Linked DNA regions of Homo sapiens: region 1 is linked to region 2. Evidence: chromatin contacts called from ENCODE Hi-C or POLR2A ChIA-PET data. All regions are on one chromosome and are shown on one strand. The core of a region is the stretch at or near the end of the contact, and the rest is flanking DNA. Distances in the headings are between cores, read along the strand shown.

Evidence for each region. A loop is a pair of places that touch in the nucleus more often than their neighbours do. ChIA-PET counts read pairs that join two places held with the same protein, here RNA polymerase II (POLR2A).
Region 1: a loop to region 2 is called in a map of PC-3, with 5 times the contacts of the local background. The contact joins the enhancer-like site here to the promoter of SOD3 in region 2. A Hi-C loop is called at or near these places in 5 of 168 maps with a recorded cell type or tissue (Calu3, PC-3, endothelial cell of hepatic sinusoid and 2 more). POLR2A ChIA-PET finds 5 or more read pairs at or near these places in 2 of 52 experiments (BJ and H1).

The regions. Positions count from the first base shown.
Region 1 is chr4:24,749,674-24,754,981 of GRCh38, reverse strand. No RefSeq gene overlaps it. Among named protein-coding and RNA genes, the nearest start is that of SOD3, 43 kb to the left of the region's middle. Within about 2 kb of position 1,386, at least 3 of the 41 ENCODE cell types and tissues checked have a DNase peak (open chromatin) inside an H3K27ac peak, as active enhancers do; they include PC-3, where a contact is called at or near this core.
Region 2 is chr4:24,792,900-24,798,096 of GRCh38, reverse strand. SOD3 (superoxide dismutase 3) reads right to left here and starts at 2,524. Exons shown (of 2, transcript NM_003102.4): 1 at 2,446-2,524.

The DNA.
Region 1 (5,308 bases), core at 137-2,636, 42 kb after region 2:
TCTTAAAATGTATATGAAAAAGCAAAGGTCCCAGAATGGCCAGAACAATTTCAAAAAAGAACAATGTGGGAGAACTTTCACTTCAAAACTTATTACAAGCCTCTCTCTGTTGCTGCTTCTCTTCAGGAATTCCCTTGCTCTACTTCCTTCCTAGATGATGACCTCAGAGCCATAAACTTCGGGTTTCATCCTGTAAGGGACTCCCTTCTTAGGCCACCCTGTCTAGACACCACCCAATAAAGCTTGTTATGTATTACTGCATCTCGTGGTCATATCTTTTTCCTTGATCAGCCTCCAAAACCTTTGAAACTCTTATGATAACACAAATGACCCTTTAAAACATCATCAGAAGCAGGAAGCCAGACACAAAAGATTATGTATCGCATGATTTCATTTGTATGAAATGTTCAGAAAAGATATATATGTACAGACAGAAAACAGATTAACACTTGCATGATGTTGGGTGTGTGAGTGGGGATTGACTTCAGATAAACATGAGGAACATTTCTGGGGTGCTGGAAATGCTGAATTTTGGTGACGGTCCCACAACTCTAACATTTACAAAAATCATTGAATCGTACCTTTAAAACAGGTGAAGTTTCTGGCATATAAATTTTATCTCATGAAGTGGTTTAAACATTATAGTTGAGTGATGATTCCAAAAGAAAGAGGCCAGGCATGGCGGCTCACACCTGTAATCCCAGCACTTTGGGAGGCCAAGGCAGGCAGATTATTTGAGGTCAGGAGTTCGAGACCAGCCTGGACAACATGATGAAACCCTGTCTCTACTAAAAAACACAAAAATTAGCCATGTGTGGTGGTGCATATCTATAATCCCAGCTACTAGGGAGGCTGAGGCAGGAGACTCGCTTGAACCCAGGAGGCAGATGTTGCAGTCATCCGAGATCGTGCCACTGCACTCCAGCCTGGGTGACAGAGCGAGACTCTGTCCCAAAAAAAAAAAAAAAGAAAGAAAGAAAGAAAGAAAAAGAAAGAGAAAAAGAAGAATTAATAATGGGTATCAAAACACAGTAAATGCCCAAAGCACTTTGTGCCTCAAGCTGTTGTTGATTCCTGCTGTCATTGTTGGAAGTTAAGTGTATATAGAGTCATGCATGACTTCTATAGAGCTACGGTGCTATCTTTCTCATTGCTCATCAATGTAAGTTTCAGTTCTCTGCCTTCTGGGCATAGTGTGATTGTACTTGCTGGGTCCCAGTGGTTGATGCAACCATGTGACTGCTTCTGACTAATCAGTTGTGGGTCACTTCTGGGATCAGACTTGCCAGTGGAAGGAGCTCCAGGGTATTCCTTTTGACTGTCATGGTGACTGGCAATGTTCCATATGACTGAGACTCTGACAACCCCTAGTCAACCTTGATGGACAAGTAATGCAGGTAAAATAAATATTTGCTGTGTTATGCCCCTGAGACTTGGAGGATATTTGTCATCAGAGAATAATTTAGTCTCCTGACTGATACAAGGCAGCCTTATTGGAACCCAGTATTTTTTGGTCTGAATCTTAGTCATATCAATTGTCACTAATGGTTGTAGCACCATTTACAGAGCAACTGCTATGTCTCATATGCTCTGCAAGGTACCTGACTTATCCCTAATTCTCATAGCACCACTTCTGAGTAGAAATTACTTTTTCATTTTACAGATGAAAAAACTGAGCCTCAGGAAGTCTCAGTAATCTGAGTAAGAAGATATAAGCCTGTCAGTTGCTAATATGAAATGCGCTTATTTATTCAACAAATATTTGCTGTTACTTATTACCTACTGATCGTATATGCTGGGCACCAGGACTATGATGGTGAGCAAGACAATCACAGTTCCTCCTTTGCAGGGTTCAGATGCCACAGCCCTCCCCTAGAGATTCATTCAGTTATTTGAGGAGTGGACTCTGGAATCAATGCTTTCCAAAAGCTCCCGGGTAATTACACTGAGCATCAAGGGTATAAGTCACTGGTTTGGAGTCCAGCAGGCCCAGTTCTTTTGACTCCAAACCCAAAATGTCCAGTCTCATCGCAAAACCTCTCACTTTTATAGATCCTGTGCCAGGTTTGACTGGGCCGAAGCCATCAGCTCATGTCCTCTCCTCATGTCCTCTCATAGACTTCGTCATAATCATCTTTGTACCCTCAGCTGTCTCCCTCTCTTTCTCTGCTGGAGGTGTCTGTGTTACAACAGAATGTTTGAGCTGGGCAAGATCCTAGTTATAAAGATCAGTGGTTTTCTAATGTTTTCAAGCTATTAATGCCTCTTTTTTCCAAAACAAATTCTTATAAAAGCACAATATATGATGCAGATATTGAAAAAGACCTGAATAGAATTAGGAGTGGGATCCAAAGGTTGTTTTTGCTCTTTTTCCTTCTCACCTGCGCAGCTTTCTCCAGAATTCCTAGAGCTCTGAAGGACATAGTTTGAAAACTACCAACATAGCCCTATGATCCCATGGAAGCCACTGGCATAGCCCTACTCCCCCATGAAAACCTCTAGTGTAGCCCTGCTATCCCATGAGAACCACTGGCGTAGCCCTACTCCCCCATGAAAACCACTGGTGTAGCCCTACTCCCCCATGAAAACCACTGACATAGCCCTACTCCCCCATGAGAACCACTGGCGTAGCCCTACTCCCTCATGAAAACCACTGACATAGCCCTACTTCCCCATGAGAACCACTGGCATAGCCCTACTCCCTCATGAAAACCACTGACATAGCCCTACTCCCCCATGAAAATCACTGGTGTAGCCCTACTCCCCCGTGAGAATGACTGGCATAGCTCTACTCCCTCATGAGAATGACTGGCATAGCCCTACTCCCCCATGGACACCATTGGCATAGCCCTACTACCCCATGAAAATCACTGGTGTAGCCCTACTGTCTCATGAGAATGACTAGCATAGCCCTACTCCCTCATGAGAATGACTGGCATAGCCCTACTCCCTCATCCTGTGGGCAGAGCAACTGAGCCCAAGAGAAAGAAGGACTTCCCCAGGACTCCACTACTTCATCAGTGTCAGACACTGGGGCATCTTCTCACTCCCTATCTAGTGCTTATGCCACTACAACACAGAGCCTCCCACACCATGTTCCTCGTAGCACCAATGTTCTTCTAGAATCTGAAAATATCCAACCAAGCAATAGCAGGACCAATCAGAAAAGGCCCTTTGGAGGAAGGAGTGGCTGAGCTGAGGCCTGGAGAATGAGTTGGTGTTAGGCAGGCCAAGGGAGGCAGCTTGTATTCTAGCTCAAGGAAGCTGTCTGTGCAAAGGCCCTGAGGTGAGACAGACAGTGGTAACTTTAGCAGCTGACAAGTCTAACCAAGTCTTAAGAGATGAAGCTGAAATTACTACCAGGGGCCAGATCATGAATGACATGCTACGGAGTTTGAACTTGGCCTTTGTCCTAAAAGCAATGAGAATAACCTGGAGAAATTATATATTACAGAGTCTCACTCTGGGTCTGGTGAGGAGGGTAGTTTAAGTTAACAAAGAGTTGACACAGACAGCACAGTTCAGCTGCTGTGATAACACATAAGGGGAAGCTTAGTACCAGGGCAGTGAAGGCATGGGCAGACTGAATAGGGAGGCAATATTGGCGGGGCCTGATGAATGATCAAGTCGGGAGGATGACAGAAAGGAAAACACCAAGGATGGAGGCTGGGTTTATCTCGTGGGCATTTGGGTTGATCATGATGCCTTTCACTGTGACAAGGAACAGAGGAGCAGGAGCCTGGAGTGAAGAAGGTATGAGAGCCATCCATCAATCAGACGCACTTGTCTCTAAAAATCAGGAAACTCAATCCCAAATGGCTGAGACGATAAGGGTTTGCACTATCTCATATTACAAGAAGTTTAGAGGAAGGGGAGTTTCCAAGCTGGTTAATTCAGGAGCTCAACAAATGTATCAAACACCCAGGTTCTCCTGACTCTGTGCTGTCACCCTCAGTGTATCTGTGGGCACACCTCATGGTAGCAGGATGGCACAGCAGCCCAAGGAGTGACACTGTCACACATTGAATCAATTTCCTAGGGCTGCCCTAACAAAGTGCCACAAACTGGGAGCTTAAGACAATAGAAATGCATAGTCTCACAGTTCTGGAAGCCAGAAATCCAAAATCAAGGTGTTGGCAGGGTTGGTTTCTTCTAAAGGTTCTGAGGGAGGATCTGTTCCATGCCTTTCCCTTAGCGTCCAGTGTAGTGTAACACTTGGTGTTCGTTCCTTGTCTTACAGCTGCAGAATTCCAATCTCTTCTTCCATCATCAAATGACACTCTCTCCATGTCCGTATCTTATAAGGGCACCAGTCATATTCGATTAAGGGCCCACTCTACGCCAGTACGACCTCATCTTAACTAATTACATCTACAATGAAGTCATTCCCAAACAAGGGCACATTCTGAGGCACCAGGGTTAGAATCACAGTATATCTTTTTGGGGGGACATGATTCAATCCACAAGCCACACCAAGTTAGAATGGGGATATGATGGTTCATTTTCTGTGTCAACTTGACTGGGCCACAGGGTGATATTTGGTCAAAGGTTATTCTGGGTGTTTCTGTGTGGGTATTTTTGGATGAGATTAACATGTGATTCAGTAGACTGAGTAAAGCATATTGCCCTTCTTAATGTGGGTGGGCCTCGGCCAATCAGTTGAAGGCCAGAATAGAGCAAAAAGGCTGCCCTTCCCATCGAGTAAGAGAGCATTCTTCCTGCCTGACTGCCTTCCAACTGGGACATTGGCTTTTGTCCTGCCTTCAGGAAACACGAGTTCTTCCTGGGTCTACAGCCTATCAACCTTTCAACTGGAATTTACACTGTCAGTTTTCCTCACTCTCAGATCTTTGTGTTTGGGCAGGAATTAAATCATTGGCTCTCCTGGGTCTCCAGCTTGTAGATCTTTCGACCTGCCAGCCTGCTTAATACATAATAGCATGAGCCAATTCCTTATGATAACTTTCTCTCTGGCTCTCTCTCTCTCTCTCTCTCTCTCCACACACAGACACACACACACACACAGAGTGATGGTTAATACTGAATGTGAACTTGATTGGATTGAAAGATGCAGAGTATTAATCCTCAGTGTGTCCATGAGGGTGTTGCCAAAGGAGATTAACATTTGAGTCAGTGGGCTGGGAAAGGCAGACCCACCCTTAATCTGGATGGGCACCACCTAATCAGCTGCCAGCAAATAATAAAGCAGCCAGAAAAGCATGAAAAAGTTAGACTGACCTAGCCTCCCAGACTACATCTTTCTCCTGTGCTGGATGCTTCCTGCCCTTGAACATCAGACTCCAGGTTC
Region 2 (5,197 bases), core at 1,275-3,774:
GAAGAAAGACAGAGAGAGAGGAAGGAAGGGAAAGAAAGAGGAAAGAAAGAAAAGAAAAGAAAGAAGACACCTCTATCAAAGATTCTGGGGCCCAGCTAGGAATTATAAAGTCAGGTACAGATTTGAATCCCAATTCCAACCTATACTAACTGTGACTTCACGGGGTTACTGATGCTTAGCTTCAAGTTCCTTACCTGTAGAATAAGGCCAGCCATGCCACCGAGGTATTTCCAGAGGGATTGATGCTGCCTCCAAAGAATTGCTTTGAAGGTCAACTGCATTTCCAGCACCAAACTAGGTGCCATTTAAAAAACTCCAAGATTGGGTAGATATGCTTTATATAACCATTTCAGAAAGGCAATTTAGTGTGGTTATTAAAGGGATGGATTCCAGAACTCACCTCATGAATCTAAAGCCTGACTCTGCCACTTAGTCTAAGGGTTAGCTGTTACTATTTTTATTGCTGAGTAGCAGAGTAATTGCTGGACTGCAGACTGTACACTGTCTCATCCCCTGTGAACCTCAGTTTTCTCATCTGTAAATAGGGATACTAATACAGACTTACCTTAGAGGCTTGCTGCGAGGCTTAAAAGAGATGATTAGAATTGCTAAAACTTATCGAACACAGGCGCCAGACACTATTATAAGTACTGTGCGTGGGTTAATTCCCTGCATCCTCACAAGAACATTATTCAGTGTTATCCCCATTCTAAAGTGTAGGAAACTGAGGCACAGAGAGGCGTGTGTCCCGCCCAAGGTGACATGTTCACTAAGGAGCTGAAGGCAGGATTTGAAAGTGTGTGTCTGCTCCAAGCCCAAGGTTTAGGCACCACACTGCACATCTCTCATCTAGGGCACTTAGCACAGAGCCCAGTACATAGAAAGTTCCCAGTAAATGGCAGCTCTTAGCTATCAGAGAGAGCTGCTGGTAGAGATTTTAAGGACCATTAGCTAAGAGATGCTATGGACACTGTGAGAGGAGGTCCCCTTGAAAGGCTCCAAGAAGGAGGATCCAGAAAGAGGGAGAAGCAGAGAAAGTGATGTTGAAGGACTCACCTAAATGACATGGCCCAATGTGGTACTACTACCCCAAAGCCCCAGGGAGTAGGCAGGAAAGTGGGGTAACTCTCCTGCCAGACCTGGACATGAAGTTCCCCATCATCAAAGACACCTTCCTCCTAAGACAGCCCTGCCACTCAGAAGGGCTCTGCTGCTTAGAAAGTTCTCCCTAAAAGCACAGAGCAAAACCAGATTGTTTTGGGTGTGTCAGTGAGCTTTCTTTTTCAAGAATCCTTGGGAAATAAACATTTTAAGGAGATGTTTTTCTCTGAAACCAAAAGAAGAGCCAGGCATGGTGGCTTATGCCTGTAATCCCACCCCTTTGGGAGGATGAGACAGGAGAATCATTTGAGTACAAGAGTATGAGACCAACCTGGTAGAGACCCCCATCTCTAGCAAAAAAAAAAAAAAAAAATAGCTGGGTGTGGTGGCATGTGCCTGTAGTCCCAGTTACTCAGGAGGTTGAGGTAGGAGGATCGCTTGAGCCCGGGAGGTAGAGGCTGTAGTGAGCCGTGATAGTGATCGTGCCACTACATTCCAGCCTGGGTGCTGGGTGACAGAATGAGACCATGTCTCAAAAAAAAAAAAAAAAAAAAAAAAAAGAGAAGAAGGAGGAGGAGGAGGAAAAGGGGGAAAGAAAATTCTCCCTCAAACCCAGGTAAACTCTGACTTCTTGTTTCTTAAGCCTTTGACACCTCTTCCCCTCGGGACCAACTTGATTCTTCTCCCACAGCCTCTTGCTCAGTTTGAGCTGTGAATGACCAAGTGCCTTTTTAAGGGCCTCCTTTGTACGTGGATCTGGAAGGGAGGACGGTGTTATCAGAGAAAGAGGACAGTGTTATCAGAGAAAGAGGACAGGGGCCCTTATCCTGAACCAAATAGAGGCACCAAGCCTTTATCTCCTTCCTGGGTCTGTATCTGGGAAGAACCTGCCCCTCTTGAGCCTTGGGTGTGTTTCATCCCTCAGCTGTCTCCTAGAAGGAGCTCTTGCTGGGAGCCTGAGCTGGCCAGGGCCTCTCTGCTTTCCTAAGGAGGTGGCTTTTTAGAGTACCTGCTGTCCCATAAGTGGCTCCCGACACCAAAGCCATGCAACATCTAGAAAGGCCCCCTTTCTCGTCACTCCAGATTCCTTTTCCTAACACTAAAATCCTCTTGGACTGGTCTTTGCAGATCCACAGGAGGAACGGTTTCTTCCTCCCCTCCTTGCCTTCCTCCCCGCTCACTCCACCTCCCCACTAACCCCTCAGAGCAGCCAGGGAAAGTACATTTCCTTCCCAAGAAGATGATCCAATTTGTTCCCAAGAAGAGGCCCGTTGCCCCAACCCAGCTTCAGACTCAATAAGCACACTCCGAGAAGAACAAAATGAACCTCAACTTAGCACCCACCTTTCCAGCTCCTCCAAGAGAGCTTTCTCTCCTGAAAAGAGAGCTGCACCCAGCCAGCCCAGGAACGCAGGCTGTCCCTGGAGCCTGGGCTGTTAGCGCGAGTGCAGGAGGCCAGCCCAGAGGAGTGGTCAGCGTGAGGGAGCCAGTCATTGGGCCAGTTCAGGGAGGAAAAGCAGGCCAGACCTCCCCGGGTTGTAGAATTGCTTCGCCTCCACCTCCTCCCGCTCTGTCCCCACCTCCTCTGCCCCTCCCATTTTTGGGTTTTCGGGCCAAGGATTCCATTCCGCGACTTCACCGGCTTGTAGCCAGTGACCTTCAGCACACAGCAGGGGAATAAAAATGAGAAAGAAAATCGCCTGTTTGGAGAGGTGTACAATGACCTCTTTATTGAGAGGCCCTTTGCTTTTCTGTAAGTCAATAACTTATTGACTTATTTTTGCTGCATGGAAATGGGCACCTTGCAAATGTGCGTGGCATTTGCTCCAGAGCTGTGCTGTCATACCTATGAGAGCAGAGCAGCGGGTGGGTCGTGATGACACACTCAGGCTGCAGAGTCCCAGCCTTGTCACTTCCTATCTGTGTACGCCTGAAGCAGCTGCACCACTCCCTGCACCTCCTTTTCATCATCTGTAAAATGGGGGTGTGAGGCTGTCCACCCCGCACGCCCACCGTGAAGATCCAATGAGATCATTACTCGCCCAGTGACAACACAGTGGCTGGCACTAGCCGCACTCATAAGTAATCATCATTGTCATTGTCGTTACCGTTATTATTAAAGAGATGAAGGAGTCTTTTTAAAAAATGTGTTGTCTGGGAGAACTAGGAGTGTTTCCCTCCCGACGTCTGTCCTTTTTTTGCTGCCATGAACTTTTCTCAATCATAGCAGCCCTTTCCAAAAATAGAAGCTCTTCTTTCCCAGAAAAGCCCATGTGGGAAAAACCAGGCAGCCTGCTTGCTGGCCTGCCCGTCCTCCTGCATTCCTGCAACAAATGTTTATTGGGTGCTCATCCATTCCAGTCACCATGCTGTATGCCGGGCACCCACAGCTGCATGAGTCACCTTGGGGGTTCATACTCTGGGGACGGAGACAACAACGTCAGTAAATGCATCCAGTACAGAGTGGGGAGCGCAGCGACGAAGAATGAACAGGGCCTCGTGAGGTCCCAAACACCCGTTTCGGTGGCAGGAAAGCTTATAAAAAATCTAAATCTCTGGATCCCACCCCAGGATGGGTGACTTAGTTACCAGCAGGAGCTTCCTAGAATCATCTTGGAAAAACTCAAACTAATGATCTTTATCCAGGGACAGGCATTCTGCGAGATAAGAGGGAGACTTCCCAGAACTGAGACTCCAGCCCTTCCACCCTACCGTCCTTCCTTCTGGCCCGCTGAGAACTCAGGCACCAGTAGCTCAGTCTTGCACCTCTGCATTCTGTTGGTAGGCGTAGTTATCCTCAACTAATGAGTTTTCAGAGTTCCCCATGCCACCCACCACCCCACCCCCACCCTGCAACAGTCTAGTTCCTTATTGTGAATCTTTCTTCCCATTTTTAAAACATTTATATTTTCATTCAGTTCTTGAAATCCTAATTATATACATTCATAGCTACTATTTTAAATGGCACTTGCTTCACTTGGCCTAATTTTATTTCGTTTAAGGTCCAAGAAAGCACGTCTCCGTTCTGGTATTCTAGGACTTGTGCTAAAGCCTAGATTTACTTTCATTTTGATGGCATTCTAGAGGAAATCTGCCTTTTTCTCGCCACCGCCCCCAACCTCCCCACCATGGCAACATTCATTCCCTCTTCCTTTGGTAACAACATCCCAATTTCCTTTCTGAGAAACCACTATACTTTCAGTCCAGCAGGTGGTGTTGACTTCATCTCCTGCTCCAGAGGTAGCTTGTGGCTTAGGTATGATAAATCGTACTATTGCACTGGTTCAGGGATGATCCACCTTCAGAGCCAATGAGATGCAATGCCACTTTTCACTGGGACTGTTGAAAGAGATGCATCCTCTCTTTCTTACTGGACTTGAAACTGGAGAAAAAAGGCTGGAGTTATTGCAGCCATCATGCTCCACTAAGGGAGAAGCTGTCTGAGGATAAGGCCAATGCAGAAGGCTGTGGAATAAAAGTAGAGTGAGAGCTCAGTGCAGTGGTATACGCATGTGTAGTCCCAGCTACTAGGAAGGCTAAGGCAGGAAGGTTGCTTGAGCCCAGGAATTCAAGGCTATAGTGTGCTATGATCACTTCTGTGAATATTCCACTGCACTCCAGCCTGGGCAATGTAGCAAGACCCTGTCTCTAAAAAAAAAAAATGGTAGAGTGAAATCTGAACCCACTGGCATGGGTTCAGATGCTCTATTTTCATTATATGAGTCGATACATTCTCATTTTGCTTAAGGTGTTTAGGTTGAGTTTTCTGAAGTTGCAGCTGAACACTTTATGAAGCACTTTCTCATATAGTATCGTATTTAATGCTTGCAATACTTTTTGTGGGGTGGATATTAATTTGGCAACTTTGTTTATAAGAAAATAAAGTCCAGTAAGAAAAGGTAATGGACCCCAGGTTGGAGAGGTAGAAAATGGCAAAGTCAAGATTCAACCCTAGGACTTTGATTCCTAAGCTTGGATTCTTAATCATTATGCTTTACTACCACCTAACCTAATGAGAAGATGAAAACAAAGTTAGAAACAAGTAACAGAGGAGTCAGAGGAGTTCACATTTCACAGTGATCTCTGTAACATCAGT